Linked DNA regions of Homo sapiens: region 2 is linked to region 1. The links are chromatin contacts, found by Hi-C in ENCODE. All regions are on one chromosome and are shown on one strand. The core of a region is the stretch at or near the end of the contact, and the rest is flanking DNA. Distances in the headings are between cores, read along the strand shown. Region 1 holds the start of MRPL1 (mitochondrial ribosomal protein L1). Region 2 has its middle 22 kb from the start of RASGEF1B.

The links. Hi-C counts contacts between places; a loop is a spot of excess contacts on that map. Pooled maps may share reads with other maps.
Region 2: a loop to region 1 is called in a pooled map, with 6 times the contacts of the local background. The contact joins the enhancer-like site here to the promoter of MRPL1 in region 1. A Hi-C loop is called at or near these places in 2 of 168 maps with a recorded cell type or tissue (CD8-positive, alpha-beta T cell and natural killer cell) and 4 of 50 pooled maps.

The regions. Positions count from the first base shown.
Region 1 is chr4:77,860,908-77,864,351 of GRCh38, forward strand. It overlaps MRPL1 (mitochondrial ribosomal protein L1), which reads left to right and starts at 1,923. Exons shown (of 9, transcript NM_020236.4): 1 at 1,923-1,972. The coding sequence starts at 1,942. RefSeq lists a silencer at 1-126 and enhancers at 1,611-2,010, 2,371-2,470.
Region 2 is chr4:81,491,840-81,495,590 of GRCh38, forward strand. No RefSeq gene overlaps it. Among named protein-coding and RNA genes, the nearest start is that of RASGEF1B, 22 kb to the left of the region's middle. RefSeq lists an enhancer at 1,785-2,984. Within about 2 kb of position 2,477, at least 6 of the 41 ENCODE cell types and tissues checked have a DNase peak (open chromatin) inside an H3K27ac peak, as active enhancers do; they include CD8-positive, alpha-beta T cell and natural killer cell, where a contact is called at or near this core.

The sequences.
Region 1 (3,444 bases), core at 673-3,172:
TCTATAAAGAAAAATAAAAATAAGTTAGCCAGGTGTGGTGGTGTGTGCCTGTAGTCCCAGCCCCTTGGGAGGCTGAGACATGAGGATCACTTGAGCCCAGCAGGTGAAGGCTGCAATGAGCTATGATCTTGTCACTGCACTCCAGCTTGGGTGTCAGAGTGAGATCCTGTCTTGAGAGGGGGAAAAAAAAGTCCACAGATGGGGGCCAACTGACCCCAGCTGTGGACTGTGGAAAGGAAACAGATATAGGGTCTAAGGACCAGCACCTCTAATCTGAGTGTTTGTTTTTCTCTGAAATTGACTGGGTAAACTTGCTCCAATTCTGGTACTTACTCTCAAATTGAATTAGTTTTTTTCATTTATGCATAGCCAAGTACACTGCTTGACACATGGCAGGCACTCATATATTTGTGAAAAGAAGGGAGGATGAGAGGGAGCGAGGGAGAGAAGGAAAAGTTTACAAAGATAGATTTAAGTTCTTCGATTTTTTTGCATAAGTCACAAATTGTTATAGAATCTTTGAAGTAACTGCTTAGGTGTTAACAAGACAAGGCAATACATTAGAAATCTTATTTTTTCATGTAGATGAGTACTATGTATAAATATGAATAAAGCATCTGGGAAATGCCTTTGATCCAGTTCATCTGCCTGTGGGCAGCTTCATTGAAGCAAGTTAATTTTGCAGGCTTGCCATTCTAATTGAGTCACTAATTCATGTATGCATATATTCATTTATTCAGCAAACATTTACTGAGAGCCTCCTATGGGCCTGGCACTGAAGTATGTGCTGAGGTTACAAAAATGAGTAAGATGGTTTCTACCCATAAAAAGCTCAGACTGGTGACAAGAACTGATATATTGTGGTGATGGCTGCACAACTCTTTGAGTACACTAAAAACCATTTAATTGTACAATTTAAATTGGTAGATTGTATGCTATGTAAATTATATCTCAAAACTGTTTAAAAGAAACACAGCCTGAGGCGAAATCTTTAAAAAGTTACCTAGGTGATGTAGGGTACGGTACACACGAAGCAGAGAAGATAGAATGAACCAAGTTATGGAGGTGAGAAACGTGTGTGTGTGTGTGTGTGTGTGTGTGTGTGTGTGTGTGTTGTGGGGGAGGTAAGCTGGGAAGTGATAAAATCCGTAATCAGATTTGTTTTAGATAAACCACACCGACAGCTGTGACGTAATGGAAAGTACACTCATTCTGTTTTGTTTTTGTTTTTTTTTCCTATCAGAATAACTTGTGCGTGGGTCTTGGAGCTGCCATTTTAAAACTAGAAATGTTTTATAAATGTCAAGTATTATTATTCAATTGATCCTAATGGTAAGTCTACTCGCTTGCCAGCAGGGGGTAAATGTAGAGATTAATTTAAGATTTTAAAGCTAAGGTTGATCTTGCGCTGACAGAAAGTTTGACAATTAGCAAAAAAAGTTTGTCAGTGAGTTGGACACCTCCCTCGGGTAGCGGCGAAAACGCCTAGAGAATTTTTAAAATAAGTCTTTCCAAGGCCGGAAAAGTGGCGGAGGAAGCTAGTGGGTTTCAGGGTTCCTGTTTTTCAAGATTTTACGTTGGGTATTAAGTACTCTCACAGCCTGTTAAAATTGTCGCTCTGAGTACACTTGCAGGATCAAAAAAGAAAAAGAATAAGAAGGAAGGATTAAAATAATCACAGCATCGCCAACAGGATCGTATTTTCCCGAAGGTGGTTAACCAGCCATACCGGAACCACGAAACACACAGGGTCCTGGGCAACACGGAGGACTAACAGTAACACCGCCACGCCGGCAGCAAAGCTCATTTTGGTCCCCGCCCCGTTCCTCTTTCTCTTTTTAACTCCTTCCCTCTTTGCGGATTCTAGAACGGAACCTTTTTTTAATTCTTCCCAGTAGAAACGTAGGAACAATTTCGTGAACGCAATCCGGAGTGCCCAACATGGCGGCGGCCGTAAGGTGCATGGGTAGAGGTAAGGCGAGGGGTTGTCTTGCAGGGGAAATGGCTCTGGCACCGAGTCTCTGGTTGCAGCAGAGTGCAAGGCGGATTCTGCTCTGGGTGCTGAAAATGCCTCGTGCTGTTTCTGGTCTCTAGGTTTTTCAGAGGGTGGGTCATTACTACTTAAAAGTGACCTTATGAAGGGTTTCACTCCATTCTGGAGACGTCCACCCTGAGGGAGGGAGTGGGAGCGGGACGTACATCGAGCGCCCTCCAGCCACCTATGGGCATGGCAAGGACTGGGTCGTCTCTGATACTGGGGTGTGGGCTGCGGGTAGTGGAGTGTGATAAGTGAGGTGAGTTCTGATAAGGGAAAGATGATGTATTTGAGTGGCTTAAGTCTGTAAATTAGAGCAATTTTCAAAGTGCTTTTTGGTGCTTTCGGAATTACTTCGTTATAGGCGATTCCAGTTCTTAAACTTCCATAGGTGGTCTAATTTGGATCAACGTTTATCATTTGAGGGGGCTAATTCTGTAGTACCTCTTGGTAGCGCCTCTTTTCATCTTAATAATTTCAACTTTTTGTCTACGATGACAGCCCTTTCTTGTGCAACAATTTTTTTTTTTTTTTTTTTTTGAGACGGCAGTCTCGCTCTGCCACCCAGGCTGGGAGTGCTGTGGTGCGATCTCAGCTCACTGCAACCTCCGTCTCCCAGGTTCAAGCGATTCTCCTGCCTCGGCCTCCCGAGTAGCAGAGACTACAGGCGTGTGCCACCATGCCTGGCTAATTTTTGTATTTGTAGTAGAGACAGGGTTTCACCATGTTGACCAGGCTAGTCTTGCACTCCTAATCGCAGGTGATCCGCCCTCCTCGGCCTCTCAAAGTGCTGGGATTACAGGCGTGAGGCACTGCGCCCGGCCTGTGCAACGCTTTTTGCTTTTATTTTGTGTTTTTGAAGTCCAGTGATATATATTGTTTAATTTAGGTAGGTCTTTAGGTAGAAGCAGTAGCCAGCATTACCCCCATTTTACAGAGGAAGAAACTGAACTTATTAGATATGTGGCCAAGTTCATATAACTAGTAAATGGCAGAGGAAGTACTGAAGCTTGCAATCCTAGGTCAGTGATACATGTATATTTAACACTGCATCACAGTTTTTTTTTTTTTTTTTTTGAGTTTCTTTTTAGGAAAACTGTGTCAAGAGAGTTATTGCTCAAAAATTAGGGGTGACAAGAGATAACAACAGACCCTGATGCCTACTTTGTGAGCAAACCAAAATGTATATTATTTCTGAAAGGAGGTTGAAGGCATCTTCATGTATGACAGAAATCGTTATGTTACACAAATCCAAAGAAACCAAAAATACCTGAATATTATAATTTTCTTGTCACATTTTCTTCTCTTGGCTTCTAGGATATCTCTCTGTTAATTGTCTTCCTATTTCATGTGTCATTTTTTCTCACATTACTTGGCTGGTTCCTCTTCCTCTCCCCAGCCTCTTTACT
Region 2 (3,751 bases), core at 1,227-3,726, 3.6 Mb after region 1:
TATTTGGTTGGTGTTTCTTTATTCTCTTTTAATTTTTATCAGTTCTTACCTCATTTCCAACCTTTTCTTGCTTTTCTTGACATTGTCTTTTTTGAAGAAGCCAGGACATTTGGCTTAGTACCAATTTCTGAACTTGTTTGATATTTTTCCTCAAAGTGTCATTTAACTTGTTCTTCTATCCTCTCTGTTATCTATACCTTGGAATGCAGGTCTTATGCCCCTATTGCTTTTAAGTGAAACATTGTGGCAAGAATGTTTCCAAGTCAATGCTACGTAGTTCATATTACTTCACATCAAAATTTCCATGACCACTTCCTCTTCAAAATATTGTGTGGTTTCCTAGCTATCTCTGAGGTCTGGCTAGACTAGTGGTTTCAACTCTGTCTTCACTTAGAAATCACTGGGGAGTTTTAAAAAAATATTTGTTCCTGAGTTATACCCCTAGAAATTCTTGACTTGGACAAAGGGATTGGTATTTTTGTAAAGCTCCCCAGGTGATTTTCATGTGTTAACTGGGGTAAAAAGGAACTGGTTTAGAATATAAGCTCTGAAAAGCAAGGGGTACACCTTCCTTATTTACTACTACATATTCTCAGAGTTGAGCAGATGGCTTGGCTCATAATTACTACTCAATATTACATGCTGAATTAATTAATTATTAGTTAATTAACATTCAGCTTACAGTCAACCTCATCTTCTTCCTTTCATACTTCTTCCTTTCATACTACATGGCGTACTATGAAGCCAACAGGTTAATTTTATAGCATCTTTAGAGAAATCACAATAGGCCACTGCTTTGCAAATTTCTGAAAACTACATATCAATGGGAAAAGAATCATTTTCAAACTTCTGAGAAAGGAAAAATGAGCAAACAATCATTCAGCTATAGTGTTACATTAGTTATGCTGCAGACAATTCACTCTCTGTTTTTCTTTTCACATTACCAGTTCTTCCAGTTCTTATTTTAATGACTGGTAGAAAGATTCCAAAATTACTTAAGGTGAAAGAAAGATCAGGAGTTTGTCTTGGTTGTAACTGTTGTTGTTTTAAAGATACTGAGCAAATTTTAACCATGTGGAGGAATGCTATAGAAAGAGAAGGATTTAGGGTATAGTTATACTTCTATTTGTTTGAATTTGACTTTGGCCAAATCCTAAGAACAGAATGAAAAAAGGTGTATGACTCATACGTGATTGCCACAATTCTACACCTGTAGCTTCAAATAAAAAGGAGTCAAGAATGAGTATCTTCTTGAAAAAAAAAAAGATAACCAGAGCAAATTTAGGAAATGATGAATATACACTTATTTACTGTACTGTTACTAAGTGAAAATCACTAATAATCCAATAGAAAATCAGAAAAAGACATAAACATACAGTTTGTACCTGAAAAGGCTTTTATACTGATAAAAAAGGGTCACTCTCACTCACAATAGCAAAATTGTAAATTAAAACTAATTCTGAGATCTTTTCCTTTAACTCATAAGATTTCCTTTAACTCATAAGAAAATCTACCATAGTGGAGGAATACGAATGCATATATGTTTTGATCAAATAATACCAACTAAGGAAAATTATTGTATAGATACCTTCCACTCATTATGTGAAATATCACATAAAGAACATTACTCATTCCATTATGAGAAAAGATTAGAAGCAACTATCCATCATTAGTGAATTCGATGAATAAATTGTATTTATTTAATAAATAAAATGTAATAACAGAATCAAACACTTTGCAGTATAATAGGAAACCACAGGGACACTACGTATTGATATGGAATGCTAATATATTGTTTAGTGAAAAAATATATAGAATCATTATGTAGAGTATCCTACAATATATATAAAAGAGGGAGACCAGGTATGATGACTCACATCTGTAATCCCAACATTGTGGGAGGCTGAAGCAGGAGGATCACTTGAGACCAGGAGTTAGAGAGCAGCCTGGGCAACATAGTAAGAAAAAAATGTTTTAAAAAATTAACTGGATGTGGTGGTGCATGCCTGTAGTCCCAGCTACTCAGGAGGCTAAGGTAGGAGAATCACTTGAGCACAGGTCTTACTCTGGGAGGCAGAACAAGACCCTGTTTTTGTTCGTTTGTTTGTTTGTTTCTTTGTTTATAAAAGGAAACAAGAAGGAATATATATTTGTACTGTAATATTTTATACATGAAAAATTGGGGTCAGATAAATAAGGAACTGGTAAGTAGTTAGCTATTTAGGGGAGGGGATGGGAACTTGGTGGGTGTAAGACAGTGGGTGGGAGAAACAGGAAGGAAACTTTTCACAAGACAGTTTGTCATATTTTATTGTGTTTGAACAGCATAAATATAGCACATATTCAAAAATCTAAAAATTTTGGAAAATCCCTATCAAAAGCCATGGGAAATGCATGTTTTTAAGTAGAAAGTATCCCAGACAGTCTTATATCCCTTATTCTTGCTGTGGAGTTTCAGAATCAATTCTATTACTTACCAGTTTCGCTAAAAATGAAACTGAAACTCTGCATACTTCTCATATACTTAGTCCTAAAAATAGACTCAGGGAAAAAACTCAGAAAAAAAACCTTCTCATGATAATTTTCAATATTGATTTTTGTTGCTTTACAGAATTACAAAGTTTTAGATTACACTTAAACATGCACTATTTAAAGCCAAACAGACCACTGTTGAAAGATATCCAAACCAAGGCATGTGCTTACATGATACTGAAGTAATGGTGTCAAAGTAAAATTAATCTTTTTCTCCCATCAAGCTCTCCATGGAATCCAAGAGAGGGAAACGCTATCTCACACAATGATGGAGAAAATTTCATCTAAGAAAATAAGGAATTATTATTATTATTATTATTATTATTATTATTATTATTATTATTTGAGACGGAGTCTCGCTCTGTCGCCCAGGCTGGAGTGCAGTGGCCCGATCTCAGCTCACTGCAAGCTCCGCCTCCCAGGTTCATGCCATTCTCCTGCCTCAGCCTCCCGAGTAGCTGGGACTACAGGCGTCCGCCACCACACCCGGCTACACCCGGCTAATTTTTTGTATTTTTAGTAGAGACAGGGTTTCACCGTGTTAGCCAGGATGGTCTCAGTCTCCTGACCTTGTGATCCGCCCACCTCGGCCTCCCAAAGTGCTGGGATTACAGGCGCGAGCCACCGCGCCCGGCGGAATTATTTTTTCACAGGCAAATCAATAAGATAAAAAGTAACTGTGGTTTGCTCATTTGCCTCTTAGCATCTACTACTTTGGGTTATCACTTATCTTTGTGCATGGATTCTATTACAAAAAAGTATGGGACTGTTATCATTAGCACTTTGTCCAGTGCAATGCATACGATAGATGCACCATAAAAGCCTGACCTACCACAGTGAAATATATGGGTTCTAGGGTCTCTGTGACCTTGACAAGTCAAACATTCTTTCTCTGGCTTAGCTCTCAATTTCTTTATCTGGAGGTGGAGTGCCTAACTTGGGATACCTCACAATGTTGATATAGTGGCCAAATAACACAATAAATGTAAAAGACTTTGGAAAGTATAAATGAAAGTTGTACTACTGTTACTGCAATTATGACACAGATATAAACAGATAGGGCAGAGGGGGGAAAAAGCTGATTCCAGAACATGCTTCATGGAGTCTCACTCCTACAGAAGAGCAAAAGGAAACCTAGGTAGGTTAAGTAACTTGCTCAAAATCAAGTAGCCAGTCAGAAGTAGAAGTGAAGACAAATTCTCATTCACATGTTTTGACT